Regions from separate parts of the Homo sapiens genome. Here region 1 is linked to region 2. Evidence: chromatin loops called from intact Hi-C (ENCODE). Cell type or tissue: PC-3. All regions are shown on one strand. Each heading gives the region's core, and the rest is flanking DNA. Links, peaks and the distances in the headings are about the cores only.

Evidence for each region. Peaks named below come from ENCODE experiments on the same cell type or tissue, not always from the same donor. Only the 100,000 strongest peaks of a DNase experiment are listed, where the experiment ranks them.
Region 1: a loop joins it to region 2, with 5 times the contacts of the local background. A loop is called at or near these places in 12 of 110 quality-filtered maps.

The regions. Positions count from the first base shown.
Region 1 is chr14:50,041,350-50,051,369 of GRCh38, forward strand. LINC01599 (long intergenic non-protein coding RNA 1599) reads right to left here. Exons shown (of 9, transcript NR_131171.1): 4 at 6,118-6,240. It also overlaps the pseudogene PDLIM1P1. Among named protein-coding and RNA genes, the nearest start is that of LINC01588, 39 kb to the left of the region's middle. RefSeq lists a silencer at 5,922-6,216. In PC-3, for the core only: a CTCF peak has its summit at 3,961; DNase peaks (open chromatin) are centred at 3,922 and 6,032; H3K27ac peaks cover 4,266 bases.
Region 2 is chr14:49,903,378-49,913,397 of GRCh38, forward strand. No RefSeq gene overlaps it. Among named protein-coding and RNA genes, the nearest start is that of ARF6, 15 kb to the left of the region's middle. In PC-3, for the core only: no CTCF peak of the experiment used is centred there; DNase peaks (open chromatin) are centred at 4,564, 5,224, 5,834 and 8,464; H3K4me3 peaks cover 1,733 bases; H3K27ac peaks cover 5,037 bases.

The sequences.
Region 1 (10,020 bases), core at 655-8,654, 140 kb after region 2:
CACCTGAGGTGGCAGAGGAAAAGCAGAGTTCGAATCTCTTCCCCAGGCCTCTGAGTGAGTTTTGCATTCAGGGATGATACTGGGGCAAGGGGCTTGAAAGGTCCTGATGTTGCTGACACCCACATAAAACACTTTCTGCAGCAGGGAAGGGAAGGGGAGAGGAAAGAACAGGCAGAGAAAGACCCAGAAACTCAGATCAGCCTAGGATGAGGGTAGCTGTCCTGAAAACAATCAGAAATCCAGAGTCCTGACTCTCCAGCAGGTATGGTCTTGATCCTAGTGAGATTATCTTCAAAGAGAAAACAAACTCTAGTCATGCAGAGAAGCAGCATTGTTCCATGCAGATCTATAAAAAACAACAGAAAGAGCATCATCCCCTTAATTATTGAGGGAATAGGAAAATAGGAATCCGCATACCCTGCTGTTGAGAATATAAACTGGAAAAACTGAGGTGGGGAATCAGTTGAGGCCAGGAGTTCAAGACCAGCTTGCCTAACGTGGCGAAACCCCATCTCTACTAAAAATACAAAAATTAGCTGGGTGTGGTGGAGTGCACCTGCAATCCCAGCTACTCGGGAGGCTTAGGCTAGAGAATCGCTTGAACCTGGGAGGCAGAGGTTGCAGTGAACTGAGGTCACACCACTGCACTCCAGCCTGGGCAACAGAATTAGACTCTGTCTCAAAATAAATAAAATAAATAAATAACTGGAAAAACATTGCTGATTGGCCACTTGGTAATGTTTGAGGCAGAGACTATGCTTATTCTGGGTCCATTACACTCTTGTTTTCCTCCTGGACACTCAGGAAGACTACACTTTCCAGCCTCCCTTGCAGTTAGGAGCAGTCATGTGACTGAGTTCTGGACAATTGGAAGGTGGGCAGAGGAAGCGATGTGAGTCACTGCCAGGCCTGACCCTAAAACTACCTGTGTAATTCTCCATGCTCTGTCTCTCTCCCTTTACTTATCAGGTGAAATCAGAGCATCCAGTGGAGACGTCCAAGGCCGGTGGCAAATGGAGACCCATCATGTAGGCAAACCCTGGTTCCAGACGACCATGCAGAGTGCCCTCTACTCCCAACCAATGACTTGTGTTGAACTGTGACATAAAAGAGAAATACATCTTTATTGTGTTAAGCCACTGAGATGTTGGCTATGTCTGTTACAATATTTAGCCTATCCTGACTGACACACTATCACAATCCTTTAAAAGGTCATAAGCTTTGACCTAGCAATTAAATTCTTTGGAACATATCCTAAGGAAATAATTAAGAAAATCACCTAGGCTAGGCTCGGTGGCTCATGCCTGTAATCCCAGCACTTTGGGAGGCCGAGGCAGGCAGATCACGAGGTCAGGAGATCGAGACCATCCTGGCTAACACGGTGAAACCCCGTCTCTACTAAAAATACAAAAAAGTAGCCGGGTGTGGTGGCAGGCGCCTGTAGTCCCAGCTACTCAGGAGGCTGAGGCAGGAGAATGGTGTGAACCTGGGAGGCGGAGCTTGAAGTGAGCCGAGATCGGGCCACTGCACTCCAGCCTGGGTGACAGAGCGAGACTCCGTCTCAAAAAAAAAAAAAGAATAATCACCAAAAATTATAAACAGACTGGGCGTGGTGGCTCACACCTGTAATCCCAGCACTTTGGGAGGCAGAGATGAGAGGATTGCTTGAGGCCAGGAGTTTGAGACCAGCCTGGTCAACATAGCAAGACTCCATCTCTAATAAAATTTTTTTAAAAAATTATAAACAACATTAATCTCCAATAATAGGCAACTCATTAAATAAATAATAATACAACTCTACAAAGGAATATTTAGGCACTTAATATCGTTTAAATGTATTTATTGACATGAAAAATTTTCATGATTTAGTATTACATGAAATAGAGTAACAAAGCAACATGGACGGTGTGAGCCCATAACTATTTATATATGTATATGCATGCAAAGAAGAAAGTTTGGAAATATACCAAAAAACAGTGATTATTTCTGGACTACAGGTGGCTTTTAAAAATTATCTCTTTCTTGCAGTTTTATGCTTTTTTTACAATGAGCATATATTTTTCTCAGTTAAAAAAATTTTTTTGGCTGGGTGTGGTGGCTCACGCCTGTAATCCCAGCACCTTGGGAGGCCAAGGCAGGCAGATCACAAGGTAAGGAGTTCAAGACCAGCCTGGCCAATATGGTGAAACCCCATCTCTACTAAAAATACAAAAAAAAAAAATTAGCTGGGAGTGGTGGCGCACGCCTGTAGTCCTAGCTACTTGGGAGGCCGAGGCAGAAGAATCGCTTGAACCCGGGAGGCAGAGGTTGCAGTGAGCCGAGATCACGCCACTGCACTCCAGCCTGGGCAACAGAGCGAGACTCCGTCTCAAAAAGAATTTTTTTTTTAAGTAGCCTGTTGGAAATGGATGGGTCTCCTTTGAACTTTAGGGCTGGCCTTACTCGCTCTCAAAGTGTTAAGTGTAATGAGTGCAAAGGAACCACAGGTCCCTTCCACTCTTCTGGGCTAAAATGCCACCATTAGTAAGGTTAAATACCTATTTTATCTTCACCACTGAGAGCAACTCTCAAGCCCTTCATTCACTTAGCTTCAGGGCTCAGTTCTGACATAGTGCTCTGGCTTTAAGGAAAGATGTACCTTTTTATCACAATGTTTTTCAGGATTTTCTCAGAGTTGCTGGGCCTCAGAACTCTCTTCTTTTGAGTCCTAATTTGGATAATTTGGGAAACTGCAGCCACAGGTCCTCCCTCCCTTGAGATTGGCTGAGTGAGGCAGACTACGCCTACAGCGCAGAAAGCAGGGCAGGAAATCATACTCTAATCATAGGTCTTTATTCAGAAACCCAGCAGCCTCACTACCAAATAACCTCAGGAGTCCTAAAGCCTCAGTGTCCTGACCTATAAGATCAAAGAGTCTCATGTGATGTCCCCAAGTGGACTTTTAATAAAAAGTAGCACTGCCAGTTTCTGTTTTGACCTTCCAACCACAGGATCATGCCAACATTCAGTAGTAAATGCATTTTTTTTTCCTGCCAAATCGACTCCTTGTTCTTTTCAACACATCCTCACACAGAGGGAACAAGCCACTGAGGTTTCCTGTTGAGGAAGGTTCTTTGGTGTTCTGTGAGGAAACCATATATTCAAAGAAACCATGTGTAAGTTTTCTGTGTAGTAGGACAGAACTACCTTAATTTAACTTGATGTCTTTTCGACAAACCATGTACCCCTAACATGAAGAAATGGAAGGAAGGTGTTTATTTTCATCCCAGCTCTTACTCTGCTGCATTGTTCCTGTGTACATTTCTCTTATTCCACAGAGTAGGAGCTTCTTGAGGACCATGACAGTCATTTATTTCTCCCTCCCTGCTCCTGGCACTAGCAGGACCTCCCTTCCTCCCTCTTAACAAAGTTTTCAGTGAATAAGTGAATGAATGAACTTTCCCCTGTTTCCTTATGGGTTTCAACCAGCACAGACTACCTGCCTTTGTTAAAATGGTTCCTGTGTGTCTTTGTCTCTACGGGCACTGTGTTTTATGGGTTTCTCGAAACCTTCCCATGCACACAGTAGTGTAGCAGTAAGATCAGCTACATACATTGTAGGACCCACTGAAAAATGAAAATGCAGGGCCCCTTGTTCAAAAATTATTTACAATGTCAAATTATTCAAAATTAATAAAATTAATTTTTAAACCCTAAATTAAATAGTAAATGATTAAGAATTTCAAAGCTTTGCAGGGTACAGCAGCACAGGCAAGCCTGGTTCTCGTCCACCACATGGCTCAGCTTCCTGTTCCTCCCCTCTGCTCGGAGTCACAGTCCCGAGGCCAGCGGGGTGTTTACCGACTTGGGCCTACCCACACCCTGCCCTGCATCCTGTCACCAGAGTTTCATTTGGAGTCCTGAGCAAAGGTCTCCAATTGCTGATTCTACTGCCAACAGAAAACACTCTCCCCCTTCTGGATGTGTTGGCAGGAAAACCAAATTTTTATCTCTCCAGGTCAGCTAAAATCTTGAGGCCAGTTAACTTTCCCAGTGATCTCATCCGAATCATCCTTCACTTCTGCCCCCAGTGAAACTGAATCTGCACTCTGCCCGACTCTCAGCCCAAGTGAGGTGCCACACCCACACCTCACTTGTCTTCTACTGAGGCCTTTCCTGATAACCCGTTTCCCTGGGTTGCCCTCTCTCACCCTTGAGACCCCTGTTCAGTTGTGAACAGTCTCTCCATTCTATGGCTGCAGACTCTTGACTGAAATCTGTTTGCCTCCATCAAAACTAGATGTTTCCAAGGAAACCACCTGCCCCTGTGTGGCTCTAACAGTTCCCAAGTGGAATCTTCCAGTGCCTCTCCCCACTGCCAGATCTGCCATCACCACAGAAAAGCTGAATTTTCATGTGTGAATCAGCCAGTATCCTGGCCTCAAATTTGTTCACCTCCTTAACTTTGGTGACCATTGTCTCCTCTCCACCTCAGCCATCTCTATATCCTGTACATTCTCAAAACTCAGAACTGAAATGGTAAACTTCAATATCCCTAAACTTATTGAAAACACACAAACTCCAATATCCCACATTCTCATTTCAATTCCTTGGTTTCCAGCATTCATACTGTCAAACATCAGCATTTTTGTGCTCCTCCACATGGCCTGTCTCCATGTGGAGAGCTTGGGCTTCCTCACAGCATGGTGGTCTCGAGGTAGTCAGACTTGCTACATGGTAGCTGGTCTCCAAGAGTAAAAGCAGACGCTGATAAACCTTTTGAAAGTTAGGCCCAGAACTGGCACAGCATCCTCTCTGCCTTGTTCTGTCAGTCAAAGCAAGTAATAAGAAATCATGAGGTGAGTCCAGATTCAATGGAAGGAGAAATAAACTTCACCTCTTGAACAGTGGAGCAGCATGTGTATACAATGGGAGAAGGATTTGATGGTGGCCATTTTTGGACACTGTCTACTACAGAGGAGAGAGAAAATAAATATATAGACAAACAGGAAAATACCAGATAGTAATTGTCAGGCCTCTGAGCCCAAGCTAAGCCATCATATTCCCTGTGACCGGCAGGTATACATACAGATGGCCTGAAGTAACTGAAGAATCACAAAAGAAGTGAAAATGGCCTGTTCCTGCCTTAACTGATGACCTTACCTTGTGAAATTCCTTCTCCTGGCTCAAAAGCTCCCCCACTGAGCACCTTGTGACCCCCACCCCTGCCTGCCAGAGAACAACCGCCTTTGACTGTAATTTTCCACTACCTACGCAAATCCTATAAAACGGCCCCACCCCTATCTCCCTTCGCTGACTCTCTTTTCGGACTCAGCCCGCCTGCACCCAGGTGAAATAAACAGCCTTGTTGCTCACACAAAGCCTGTTTGGTGGTCTTGTCACACGGACGCAAGTGAAAGTAGTAAGAGCTGTTCAGAGAATCGAAACAGGGTGATTTGATGGAGAATGACTGAGGAACTCCTGGAGATTGAGGGGGTTGTCAGGGAAAGTCTCTCTCAGGAAGTGATGTTTAAATTACAACTTGTGGCTGGGCGTGGTGGCTCACGCCTGTAATCCCAGCACTTTGGGAGGCCAAGGCTGGTGGATCATCTGAGGAAAGGAGTTCGAGATCAGCCTGGCCAACATGGTGAAACCCCATCTCTATTAAAAATACAAAAATTAGCTGGATGCAGCGCTAGGCTCCTGTAATCCCAGCTACTCAGGAGGCTGAGGTGGGAAAATCGCTTGAACCCAGGAGGCAGAGGTTGCAGTGAGCTGAGATTGCGCCATTGCACTCCAGCCTGGGCGACAAGAGTGAAACTCCGTCTCAAAAAATAAAAATAGAAATAAATTACAATTTGAAAAGCAAGAATTTCCAGCTGTGTGAAGGTCCAGGCAGGAAGAAGAGCCAGCAGAAATGCTCTAACATGGGACTGAGCCAGGCAAGTTTAAGGAATAGAAAGACCACATGTTAGGAGTGTAGAAAAGGACAGGGAGCATGGGCTGGAAAACAGGTCAGACAAGTGGGAAGGGCCAGATCAAGTGAATCAGGGGAAGGAAGCTGGACTTTATTCCCAGAACCATTCATGGAAAGTGATTGAAGGGTTTGCAGCAGAGAGGGGACATAATATGACTTACATTAGTGAAAGGTCACTCTGGCTGCCTTGCAGAGAACAGGAAGTGTAAGTGTGGAAGCAACAAGACCAGTCAGGAGGCTACTGTGAAAGCCCAGGGGAGATGGTGGCTTGTTCTGGCTGCTGGCTGTGGGGAGGAGACAAAACAGAGATAAGTTTGGTGGCTGGACCAGAAGTTGCTGAGGATTGAGCCTTTGCTGTCTTGGTTCAATTCCCCTTCATGCCCAGGTGATCACTGCAGAAACCTCCTGGTTGGTCCTCACCCACACCTAGCTGTCGGTTAGTGCCCCTCCTTAGAGTTTTGTGGGGGGTTTCTGTTTTGTTGAGACAGGGTCTGCTTCTGTTGCCCAGGCTGGATTGCAGTGGTGCAATCATAGCTTACTATAACCTTGAACTCCTAGACTTCAAGCAATCCTCTTGCCTGGCGTCTGTAGTAGCTTGGACTACAGACAACACCACCATGCCCAGCTAATTAAAAAAAAAAAAAAAAAAAAGATAACTTTTGTAGAGATGGAGTCTCGCTATGTTGCCTAGGCTGGTCTCCAACTCCTGGGCTCAAGTGATCCTCCCACCTTGGCCTCCCAAAGTGCTGGGATTACAGGTGTAAGCCATGGTGCCCAGACCTCCTTAGAGTTTTTAAGATTACTTTAAATTCCATATCGTTGCACACAATGAGACCCTTCATGGTAGGCTCTGCTCCTTCCCACTTAGATTGGTTTCCCATCTCTGTCCCACATAGGCCTTTGCTCCAGCCAGATCTAAGTCTTCACTGTTCCCTGACCATGTCCTGGTTCATGACCCTGTGCCTGGCATGTGCTGTCTACTCTGCCTAAAATATTTCTTCTCCCTCACCTCCATTACTTTGTCTACCCAACTTCTGTTCCTCCCTCAAAATCTAACAGGTGTCACCTCTTCCACTAAGCCTTCCCTGAAACCCCAGTTTTATATAGATTTCTATGCACGTGACACACAACAGCATAAATGTCCAACATCTCTTCCAATTGGTTGGGGTTTCTTAAGGACAGAGACCATCCCTAGAACCCGGCACAGGGCTCCATAAGCTGATGCTATCATTTTCAGCACAGGTTACCCTTGGAGTGTGAAAATGTGTCTTACAAGGTGAAATCACAGCAGAAAGATTTGATAGACCCCCGTAATGAGGTCCTCCATTCTCCCAGGCTGATTCTGGGAGGCTGGACTCATCACTTAAGAAGCCTGCAAGTAAGGGCCGGGCACAGTGGCTCACGCCTGTAATCCCAGCACTTTGGGAGGCCAAGGCAGGTGGATCACGAGGTCAGGAGTTCACTCTAGCCTGGCCAACATGGTGAAACCATGTCTTTACTAAAATCACAAAAATTAGCCGGGCCTGGTGGCGCATGCCTGTAATCCCAGCTACTCAGGAGGCTGAGGCAGGAGAATTGCTTGAACGCAGGAGGTGGAGGTTGCAGTGAGCTGAGATCGTGTCACTGCACTCCAGCCTGGGGGGATACAGCAAGACTCTGTCTGAAAAAAAAAAAAAAAAAAAAAAAGAGAAGCCTGCAAGTCTTCAATGGGAGAACTGACACAAGATCTTCAGGGCTCGACATGCTCCAGGAAAGGTCTGGCCCCTGCACACAATGGTCACCATTACTGCTGGTAATAGCATTGGCTCTTGGCAGAATTAGTACTCAGACCACCATTCTCCCCTCGCTCCTACCCATAGTCTCTGGGAAGATCTGAAAAGCCTACTGCTGTCAACATGAAGTTCACCATAGTGCTTAAAGGTAAATACACTACAAGTGGCTGACTCTAAAATCTATACCCAGACCCGGTCCTCGTTTCTGAACTTCAGACTCTCATATCAAATTGCCTGATGGACTTCAGTACCTAGATATCCTCCAAACTTGGCAAAACTGAACTCATCGTTTCTCTTGCCCCCATATACTCATAAGTGGCAGCCCACTGGGAATGACTGATGGATGTCTCTTGAGTTCATCCCCTTCATTGCCATTGCCAGGATCCTGTTGCAAGCCCTTAGCTTCTCTGGCCTGCAGAACCACCTGAGCCCTTCCCCAGCCTCCCTCTTCCTGGCCTCATCTTCCTCAGGTACCCAGAGCATCTCTCCAAAATGCAAATCTAATCTTGTCGTTCCTCTCTCACAAAACCCTTAATTGCTCAATGCAGGTTATCAAACTTTAGTTTGCATCTGAATTGCCTTATAAGCTTCTTAAAAAATGCAGATTCCTGAGCCCCCTCCAGACCTCCAAAAATCCAAAGTTCTGTGGGTGGAGTGATGCACATTCTCAACCAGTGCCCAAGGGGTTCTGATAGAGCTGGGTTCCACTTTGAGAAACACTGCCATGCACAGGCAACTCCAAGTTCCATCATTCACTCCACCGGGCCCTTCTCAGGCCAGGGACACCTCAAGCAAGGTCTGTGTCATCCACTGCCTCCTGACACACCCTACTCTCCATGGTATGGCTTACCTTCCACCTTTGCTCTATCTTGCCTGGTGCCAAGAATGTCTTCTTCGAAAGACCGAGCCCTTTTTTCATTCCGATAACTCAATAATCCTTTGGAACGTTGCTACTCAAAGCATCAGCATCTCCTGGGATCTTGTTAGAAATTCAGAATCGCAGGCCCCACCCCAGCCCTACTGAATCAGAGCCTTGGTAATTCCAATGCACATAAGAGAAGAAGAAGCACAGCCTTATAACTTGGCTCAATAGTCACCTGTTCCAAGAAGCCTTCCTAAGCTGACACAGACTCATCAAATACCCATTCCTCCAAACTGACATTGGACATCACAATCACAGGGCTTGTAACATTTAAAAGTTAGGAATCTCAAGCTGCCGGGGGATCCCTGCACGCCATGCCACATCCTGCCTGTCTGTCCCCGCGGGTCGTTGCCCACGACAGCCGCGCCATGACCACCCAGCAGCTCGTCCTCCAGGGCCTGGGCCCATGGGGCTTCCGTCTCGTGGGTGTCAAGGACTTCGAGCAGCCTCACTATTTGCCGGGTCACTCCTGGAAGCAAGGTGGCTCTAGCTAATTTATGTATCAGAGATGTAATCACAGCCATTGATGGGGAAAATTCTAGCAATATGACGCACTTGGAAGCTCAGAACAGAATCAAAGGCTGCAAAGACAACATGACTCTCACTGTAGCCAGATCCGAACATAAAGTCTGGTCTCCTCGGTGATGGAGGAAGAGAAGTGTCGTCCATACAAGATGAATTTAGTCTCTGAACCCCAGGAGGTCCTGCACATAGGAAGCGCCCACAACCGAAGTTCCATGCCCTTTACCACCTCGCCTGCCTCCAGCACTAACGCCAGGGTCATCACAAACCAGTACAACAACCCAGCTGGCCTCTACTCTTCTGAAAATATATCCAACTTCAACAACGCCCTGGAGTCAGACTGCTACCAGCGGGGTAGAGGCGAACATGCTCAGCCTCCAATCAGCCTTGTCATCGACAAAGAATCTGAAGTTTGCAAGGTGCTTCAGGAGATACGGGAGTTGAATGAGCCCCCAAAACAGTCTGTGTCTTTTCTGGTTTTGCAGAAAATCCTGGAGTCTGAAGAAAAAGAGGATCCCAACAAGCCCTCAGGATTCAGAAGTGTTAAAGCTCCTGTCACTAAAGTGGCTGCATTGATTGGAAATGCTCAGAAGTTGCCTATGTGTGACAAATGTGGCCCTGGAATTGTCGGTGTGTTCGTGAAGCTGTGGGACCGTCACCGCCATCCCGAGTGTTACTTGTGCACTGACTGTTGCACCAACCTGAAACAGAGGGACCATTTCTTTGTGGAGGATCAAATCTACTGTGAGAAACATGCCTGGGAGTGAGTCGCACCACCCGAGGGCTATGAAGTGGTTACCGTGTTCCCCAAGTGACCCGGCAGATCCGACCACTGTTCTCCAGCCGGC
Region 2 (10,020 bases), core at 572-8,571:
TTCTTAGTGCTCACATTTAAAAAATAGAAGTGAATTCAATTTTAATAATGTTTTATTTAACCCAATATATCAAATATTTCAATATGTCAGCAGTATGAAAAAGAATTTTTTTTTTTCTGAGACAGAGTCTCGCTTTGTCGCCCAGGCTGGAGTGCAGTGGCACGATCTCGGCTCACTGCAAGCTCCGCCTCCCGGGTTCACGCCATTCTCCTCCCTCAGCTTCCCGAGTAGCTGGGACTACAGGTCCCTGCCACCACGCCCGGCTAATTTTTTTTTGTATTTTTAGTAGAGACGGGGTTTCACCATGTTAGCCAGGATGGTCTCAATCTCCTGACCTCATTATCTGCCACCTTAGCCTCCCAAAGTGCTGGGATTACAGGCGTGAGCCACCGGGCCCCCCCACTTTTTTTTTTTTTTTGAGACGGAGTCTTGCAACCTCTGCCTCCCGGGTTCAAGTGATTCTCCTGCCTCAGCGTGCCGAACAGCTGGGACTACAGGCACCTGCCACCATGCCCAGCTAATTTTTTTTTTTTTTTTGTATTTTTTAGTAGAGACAGGGTTTTCACCATATTGGCCAGGCTGGTCTCAAACTCCTGACCTCGTGATCCACCTGCCTCAGCCTCCCAAAGTGTGAAATAATTATTAATGATATATTTTACATACTTTTTTTTTTTTTGGAGACTGGGGTCTTGCTATGTTGCCAAGGCTGGCCTCAAGAGATCCTTTCTGCCCTTAGCCTCCCTAGTAACTGGGACTACAGGTGTGTGCCACCATGCTCAGCTCTACATTCTTTATTTCATACCAAATCTTCACAATTCAAATGTGTATTTTACATTTAAAGCACATCTCAATTCAGACTAGCCACATTTCAGTTCTCCATAGCCACATGTGGCTAGTGGCAATCATATTGGACAGCTCATTCTTAGAGGGTGATTTTTTTTCTTTTTTTTCCCATACTGTATCTGCAACTTAAGTAACTATAGTAGGGGATACCAGTTGAGATGATTTAGATGTGATGAATTTTTCTAGGCCAGAGGTTGGCAAACCATGACCTGTAAACAAAATTGGTCCCACTGTTCTGTTTTTGTAAATAAAGTTTTATCAGAACACAGCCACAAGCATTCATTTGTGTATTGTCTATGGCTGCTTTTGCACAACAGCAGAGTTTGTGACAGAGGCCCTATGGCCCACAAAGCCTAGAACATTTATTATTTGGCCCTTTACAGAAAGAATTTGGACCCTAAAGTCAAGTCTCTGGGATAAAACATATACCTTATACTTTTTCTCTTTTTCTTTTTTCTTTTTTTTGAGATAGAGTCTCGCTCTGTTGCTCAGGCTGGAGTGCAGTGGCGTGATCTCGGCTCACTGCAACCTCTGCCTCCTGGGTTCAAGCAATTCTTCTGCCTCAGCCTCCCGATTAGCCGGGATTACAGGTGCATGCCACCACGCCCGGCTGATTTTTGTATTTTTAGTAGAGACAGGATTTCACCATGTTGGCCAGGCTGGTTTCGAACTCCTGACCTCAAGTGATCTGCCAGCCTCGCCCTCCCAAAGTGCTGGGACTACAGGCGTGAGCCACTGCACCCAGCCTACATATTTTATACATTTAAATTAGGTTCCCCAAAGAAATAATATTTGAAATGATTAAAATATTGTATATATATTGATTCATTTATTCACCATTTACTGAAACCCTACTAAGTTCCATGTGCCATACTAGGCTCTATTAGCAAGATAAATCGGATTAATGACAGACCTGTTGCATCACAGCCACCATGTCCTACTGGATTCAATGCTTAAAACACACACACACACGCACACACACAGCAGTTTGTTAGGAGCCTCTCTTCCTCAAGGCTATTGCTTTGAAGTCAACAAGACTTAGGCTTGAGTATACTTACTAGCTGCGGTATCATGGACAAATAACACATGTTTGTGCATCAAGTTTCTTATGTGTGAAATGGAAGATGATACCACCTATTGTGCTGATCTGTTGTGAGAATTACATCTAAAGCCCATAGCATGCTGACAGGCACACAATATTTATTCAATAATAAGTACTGTTATTTAACTCTATACTCCGTTTTCTCATCCTGTAGATATTTTTTCCTCTAACTCCTAAATTACCGTGGAAGAAAATATCCTACAATTCAGAACTGGTGCTGATAAAGTATTAAACCTAAGTTTGCAAATATTAAGGGAAGTTTCATAGTAAATGTAACTATTTTAGTTAAATAGGGATTAAGCTAATCAGCATGATGCCTCCATATTAGAAATTCTGTTAAATTTCACTCCGTGGCTATTTGAATGATAAATACAAATAAATTTTGAGTCTAGTCTCAGCTATATCACTAACTGTTACGATTTTACTGGACAAATATCTAGTTACAGCCACCATAAGCTCACTTTCTACATTTTTGAGACGGGAGACACCATCATTTACATTTGTAATTATAATGTGACTACAATTACTTGGACATTGTCATTCCAAGGGGAGACTCTTAACTATGGGGGAAAAAAAAAGCTAACAGCATTAAGATTACTTCCTTTTTTTTTTCTTTTTTTTTGAGACAGAGTCTCACTCTATTACCCAGGCTGAAGTGCAGTGGTGCCATCTCAGCTCACTGTAACCTCCACCTCCCGGGTTCAAGATATTCTCCTGCCTCAGCCTCCTGAGTAGCTGCGACTACAGGCGTGAGCCAACACGCCAGGCTAATTTTTGTATTTTTAGTACAGATGGGGTTTCACCATGCTGGCCAGTATGGTCTCTATCTCTTGACCTCGTGATCCACCCCCTTGGCCTCCCGAAGTGCTGGGATTACAGGCTAAGCCACTGTGCCCGACCAAGATTACTTCCTTTTCAAATGCATTGTTTCTGCAAGTTTTCCTTACCTCTAGAAAACTGAGTAGCATGTGTTCCTCATTTCATACTCCACCCCCAACCATCAATAACTACAATACCCACCTGAACAATGTTTTGAAAATTAAATGACTCTCTTAAAGTGTTTTTATAAACTTTAACACACATCTCCCTCTGGTATCACACCCTTAACATCTATCATCTTGTCTTTGTCACCAGCTCTCTGGAACACTCCTATTAGCAGCTTCTCTACTGCCTCCGGTCTCTACTGCAAACTAGTTTCTGGCCATTTCACCCAATCTTTCTAACTAAGGAAGGTCCCAATGACTTTTTTTTTTTTTGAGATGGAGTCTCACTCACTCTGCCGCCCAGGCTGGAGTGCAGTGGTGCTATCTTGGCTCACTGCAACCTCTGCCTGCTGGGTTCAAGCGATTCTCCTGCCTCAGCCTCCCGAGTAGCTGGGACTATAGGCATGCACCACAACACCAGCTAATTTTTGTATTTTTAGTGGAATTTTTAGCAGGGTTTCACCATGTTGGCCAGGCTCGTCTCGAACTCCTGACCTCAGGCTATCCGCCCGCCTCTGCATCCTAAAGTGCTGGGATTACAAGTGCCAGGCCAGGTCCCAATGACTTTCTAACGTCAATTCTAAAGAATTCTTTTTGAACTTCAATCTTCTCTCTATAGGATATGTTCTCTCCTCTAATTTGTTCCCTGTCAGGTGCTTGTGCGTGCTCCTGAAGACAAAGCAACATTTTGGAGGGGCGGGGTCTTATTTGAAGTATATGAGGAAGGCGCTTCCTTGCAATGAGTGAGGGAGTTGGCAACTTTTAATAACCCCCAATCATTCTTCTTTATTTACTCAATAGCACCTGAGGGCCTGGTTGAAGAGAAAGGTTTTGAGGTAGGGGATGAGGCACAAGGGGCAAGAAAGCAGAGAGCAAACTCTTGCTGTCTCCCATCCCGTGTTGTTAGGTAGGGGTACATCATATTATTATAGTTAGAGCTATACCTATCTATGTGTTCTTGATGAAGGCATTGTTTGCAAGTTGCTCTTTTTCAACAGCAACATTAGTACCAGGTGATTACTGAACCCTTCACAGTTTGTCTTGCCCTTACTTGGAGAGAGCTAGATGTATCCTGTTTCTGCTGTGCATTTGGCCAACAGTCATGGGCGTGTGAATACGTGCCTTTGGTGTGTTTGTGTTCAATTCTCTTCATTTCTTTTTGTGTCTTGGACTTTGCATTAGGTAAACTCACGAACTTATTCATAAAGAACTCAACTTTTATGGTGTATAAATATTTAAAGAATACGTGAAAAAACAAGATGAAGGACAGGCTTATTTTCAGAGGTTTGTGCATGGTAGCAGAAAACATACATTTTAATGAAGTCATCTTTGTGCCAGTGAGCATTTGACTATTAACTTTTAAGAAGTGGAAAAAAATTCCTGAATTTTTTCGATAACTTTTAGAAAAGTCTTGTAGCATGTTCTGAGTTTGATCCACTGTTCACTGAATTATATGATAGGACTTCAATTTTAAAAGTGTATAAAAGCTTGTAGAAAGATTTGGTTTATTAAAAAGATTATGATGTGAAAAGCTAGCTCTAAAGTATTAAAGCTTTATTTTTCCCCCATTCTGAATTAAAATAGGAAGGGAGAGAGGAAGACGAGTCAGTGTTAAGGCCACGAGGTTGAATCATCTAAGGAAATGAGTCAGTGACTATAAACCATAACTTTCCTTTTTCTGGGGCTTTGACTTGGAGAACTTAATGTTGAATTATTTGAAAAATCTTGCTTGATATCAGTGAATTTAAAATAAGTTTCTTTTTTGTTTTGAGAAACCTTGTAATATTACTTGGATTCATTTATTTTTTATTTTTATTTTTTGTGAGACGGAGTCTCGCTCTGTCTCCAGACTGGAATGCAGTGGTGTGATCTCAGCTCACTGCAACCTCCACCTTCTGGGTTCAAGTAATTCTCCTGCCTCAGCCTTCCGAGTAGCTGGGACTACAGGCGTGTGCCGCCACACCCAGCTAATTTTTGTATTTTTAGTAGAGACAGGGTTTCACCATGTTGGCCAGGATGGTCTCTATCTCTTGACCTCGTGATCCACCCGCCTGGGCCTCCCAACGTGCTGGGATTACAGGCGTGAGCCACCACACCCGGCTGGATTCATGTATTATTTCAACAAATATTCAGTAGAAAAAAGTAGCGGGTATATTCTTCAAACCAAAAGACATGCAGTGATTTGAAAATATGGGTAATGTATCAGTATCTCTGTGTATATATTTAGCTCTAGGTAACCAATAGTGATTCTTAATCTGCTTTTAAAACAAGTTTTTTGAGGTTAATAACTGATGACTCATTATTGGATTTAGGATAAACCTAGAATGCTGGTAGCTATTGACACATCATATTTCTATTTGATATGCTGGAGTTTTTTTCCTAGTCATGAATTATTTCTTAGGAACCCTGAGCCCATAATTGAAATAAATGCATTGTATTTTGGCTTATTTTTGAAACTTTAAAAATCTCAAATGGTGTCAGGCGTGGTGGCTCACACCTGTAATCCCAGCACTTTGGGAGGCCAAGGCGGGTGGATCATGAGGTTAGGAGATCGAGACCATCCTGGCTAACACGGTGAAACCCTGTCTCTACTGAAAATACAAAAAAAAATTAGCCGGGCGTGGTGGCGGGCGCCTGTAGTCCCAGCTACTCAGGAGGCTGAGGCAGGAGAATGGTGTGAACCCTGGAGGCGGAGCTTTCAGTGAGCCGAGATCGCGCCACTGTGCTCCAGCCTGGGCAACAGAGTGAGACTCCGTCTCAAAAAAAAAAAAAAATCTCAAATGTAACTAATGATCAAGTCTGTAGGTAAACATAGATAGGTCTCTCAAGGTAAACGCTGGCATATTATATAAAAAATTCTTGACCTTTTATGATTGATTGCTTGTCTTTATGACTTGGACTCTTTTTATAAGATTGGATTGCATTTTTAATTCTCTCCAACTCATGAGTAATACTTGATTTATGACAGTAAATGCATTTTACACAAGAACCTAATATTTAGAAACTTACTGAAGTATCTTAAATCCTGTTTTTGTCATCAAGACAAACTTGAATTAAAGACTAAAACATTACATTTTTATTTTTTATTTTTTTTGCTTAGTATAATAATATGGTAGTGGTATCTTAGGGGAAATGTTTTAAATAAATACTAATATATCTTTTTCTTTTATTATTTCTTGGGTATCTTGTTGAATACAGTATGGATTTTAGACTAGCATGACAACATTTCTAAATTGCCTTCTGGTCAAGAGTGGTGGTTCACACCTGTAATCCCAGTACTTTGGGAAGCCAAGATGGAAGGATTGCTTGAGGCCAAGAGTTTGAGACCCACCTGGGCAATATAGTGAGACCATGTCTGTTTTTTTTTTCTTTTTTTCAATAGAGATGAGGTTTTGCCATGTTGGCCAGGCTCGTCTCGAACTCCTGAGGCTCAAGTGAACCACCCACCTCGGCCTCCCAAAGCGCTGGGATTACAGGTGTGAGCCACCACACCCAGCTAGACCACATCTCTTTTTAAACAATCAATCAATCAATCAATCAATCAATCAATATGGTTGGCAGGGCTATTGTTTCCATATGCTTAGACATCCTAGACATGTTAATTTTTCTCCTTTCAAACCTATGGTAATTTCTAGGTTCTTTTTCTTGCTGCATGTCCCAATCTAATAAAACCTAAAGTGTTACCCACTGATACACCTCAGGGTCCATGCTGCTTTGCTGAGCATCAAAATAGTGATTTAGGAAATTGTGATTTCTGGATTCTGGATTACAGTGTTAGAAATACCCAAGAAATTAGGATCTGGAAACATCCTATGTATGATGCTATGAAGGCCATTCATTGAATGGAAAAAGGATTGAAGATGGAAGAGAACCTCCTTTCCTCATATAAGCCATATATGATACTTATCTTTTTTTTTTGAGATGGAGTTTCACTCTATCATCCAGGCTGGAGGGCAGTCGCGGGATCTTTGTGGCTCTCTGCAACCTCCGCCTCCTGGGTTCAAGGGATTCTCCTGCCTTAGCCTCCTGAGTACCTTGGATTACAGGTGTGTGCCACCACACTTAGCTGATTTTTGTATTTTTAGTAGAGATGGGGTTTTGCCATGTTTGCCAGGCTGGTCTTGAACTCCTGACCTCAGGTGATCCACCTGCCTCAGCCTTCCAAAGCGCTGGGATTACAGGCATGAGACATTGTGTCCAGCCCTTCCTACCTTTTTTTTTTTTTTTTTTTTTGCAAGCATTTTTAGTTTCCTTTCTGACAGGATTGATTTGGGTAAAGAACATTGAATTTTGAGTCAATAGTCTCAAATAGATAGACCTATGTTTGAATTCCAACCCTGACCTCAATAGCTAAGTGACACTGGAAAATCTATCTCTTTGTCTCAGTTTTCCTGCTAAAAATCGGGATGGTAATGTTCACCCAGCAAGGCTTTATCACAAAAAGTGGTAACTTATGAGAAAGTCCCTATCTGGCATGGTAAGCACTCAAGAGAAATTAGTTCTATTTTCCTTCTTCCCTCTAGTTTAATAATTTAAAAAATTAAATCATGCAGCCATAAAAAAGAATGAAATTATGTCCTTTGCAGCAACAAGGATGCAGTTGGAGGCCATTATCCTAAGCGAATTAACACAGAAACAGAAAACCTAATGCCGCACATTCTTACTTATAAGTGGGAGCTAAACACTGGGTACACACAGACACAAAGATGGGAACAGTAGGCATTGGGGATTCAAAAAGGCAGAAGAGAGGAAGGGGGGCCAGGTTTGAAGAACTACTTGTGTTCACTACTTGGATGATGGGATCATTAGAGGCCTAAACCTCAGCATCATGCAATATACCCATGTAACAAACCTGTGCCCGTACCCTCTGAATCTTGGATAAAAAAATAAAAGCAGGCCAGGAGCGGTGGCTCATCCCTATAATCCCAGCACTTTGGGAGGCTGAGGCGGGCGGATCACTTGAGGTCAGGAGTTCGAGCCCAGCCTGGCCAACATGATGATACCCCATCTCTACTAAAAATACAAAAATTAGCTGGGCACAGTGGTGGGCGCCTGTAGTCCCAGCTACTCGGGAGGCTGAGGCAGGAGAATCACCTGAACCCAGGAGGCCGATGTTGCAGTGAGCCAAGATTGCGCTGCTACACTCCAGCCTGGGTGACAGAGTGAGACTCCATCTCAAAAAAAAAAAAAAAAAAAAAAATATATATATATATATATATATATACACACACACACACACACACACACACACATACACATACACACACATACATATATTCAGTGAAAAAGATATTCTCAAGGTGATAAGAAACCAACTATTTGTTGTATTTTACCTTTTAATAGGTAACAATTGAGAACAGGCATTATTGATTCAAGAATGGTGTTAGTTTTTTTCCTTTAACTACACAAAATGTGTAGTCATCAATTCTTTGACTAAGAGGAAGGAGTGTCAAGAGGGAAGCCTGAAAAAATCTTGAAGTTTAAATGCTTTTGTCTAACTATCTGAGTCACTCCTCAGGGTGGAGTTTCTATGGCATGGCTCCCTGCCAGCATAATTTTGAGCTTTTAAGAGAGAGTAGTTGGGCCAACAAACACAGTAACCAAAATGACTACTCTGACACTGGAACCAGCTTTACATACAAATATTTTCTCTATTATCTCAGAAATAATCATGGAAATATACAAGCATTTCCTCTTCTGAACCATATTAATTTTCTAAGAATGAATGTATATTCAGCTACAAACATAATTGAAACAATTCCAGAGAACAAACAAGTGTGGGCCACTTACTCCTGGGGATGTGGCTGTTCTGCACAGCTTTGAGATGTAGGAGAAAAAAAGTATGACTTCCTTCTGTTTAATGATTGTTTAAGTGTGCTTTGATTACTGCAGAAAGCCTAAACCTACTTTTTAAAATTCCATGCAAATCTTGTTGAAGTGAATTCCAGTGACTAATATATTTGAGAAACTTTCTTGGAAAAAAGAATTACCAATGATATATTTAAACAACTGGTATTCATAATATAGAAATATAATTAGACTAATGTGTTCAGTATTTCAATGAAGCTTGATGTTCTTGATCATTAAAGACTTACTTTTCGGCCGGGCGTGGTGGCTCGCGCCTGTAATCCCAGCACTTTGGGAGGCCAAGGCGGGCGGATCACGAGGTCGGGAGATGGAGATCATCTTGCCTAAGAGGGTGAAACCCCGTCTCTACTAAAAATACAAAAAATTAGCTGGGCGTGGTGGCGGGCGCCTGTAGTCCCAGCTACTCGGGAGGCTGAGGCAGGAGAATGGCGTGAACCTGGGAGGCGGAGCTCGCAGTGAGCCGAGATAGCGCTACGGAGCGAGATTCTGTCTCCAAAAAAAAAAAAAAAAAAAAAAAAAAAAAAAAAAAAAAAAAAAAAAAAAAAACAAGACAAAAAAAGACTTATTTTTCTTTGTGAGGCCGAGGCAAGCAGATTGCTTGAGCCCAAGAATTCAAGACCAGCTTGGGCAACATAGTGAAACCGCATTTCTACAAAAAAATACAAATTTGCCGGGTATGGTGGTGCACACCTGTACTCCCAGCTACTCGGGAGGCTGAGACAGGAGGATCTCCCAAGCCGAGGTCAAGCCAAGAAAGTGCCACTGCACTCCGGCCTGGGCAACAGGGTGAGACCATATCTCAAAAAAAAAATAGGCCAGGTGCAGTGACTCACACCTGCAATGCCAGCATTTTGGGAGGCTGAGGCAGGCAGATCACTTGAGGTCAGGAGTTTGAGACCAGCCTGGCCAACATGGGGAAACCCCGTCTCTACTAAAAATATAAAAATTAGCCGGGCATGGTGGCGGAGCTGTAATCCCAGCTACTTGGGAGCCTGAGGCACGAGAATCGCTTGAACCTGGGAGGCGGATGTTGCAGTGAGCCGAGATCGCACCACTGCACTCCAGTCTGGGCGACAGAGCAAGACTGTCTCAAAAAAAAAATAATAATAATAAATAATAAATAAAAATAAAAAATAGGCTGGGCGCAGTGCCTCACTCCTGTAATCCCAGCACTTTGGGAGGCCGAGGCGGGCAGATAACCTGAGGTCAGGAATTCAAGACCAG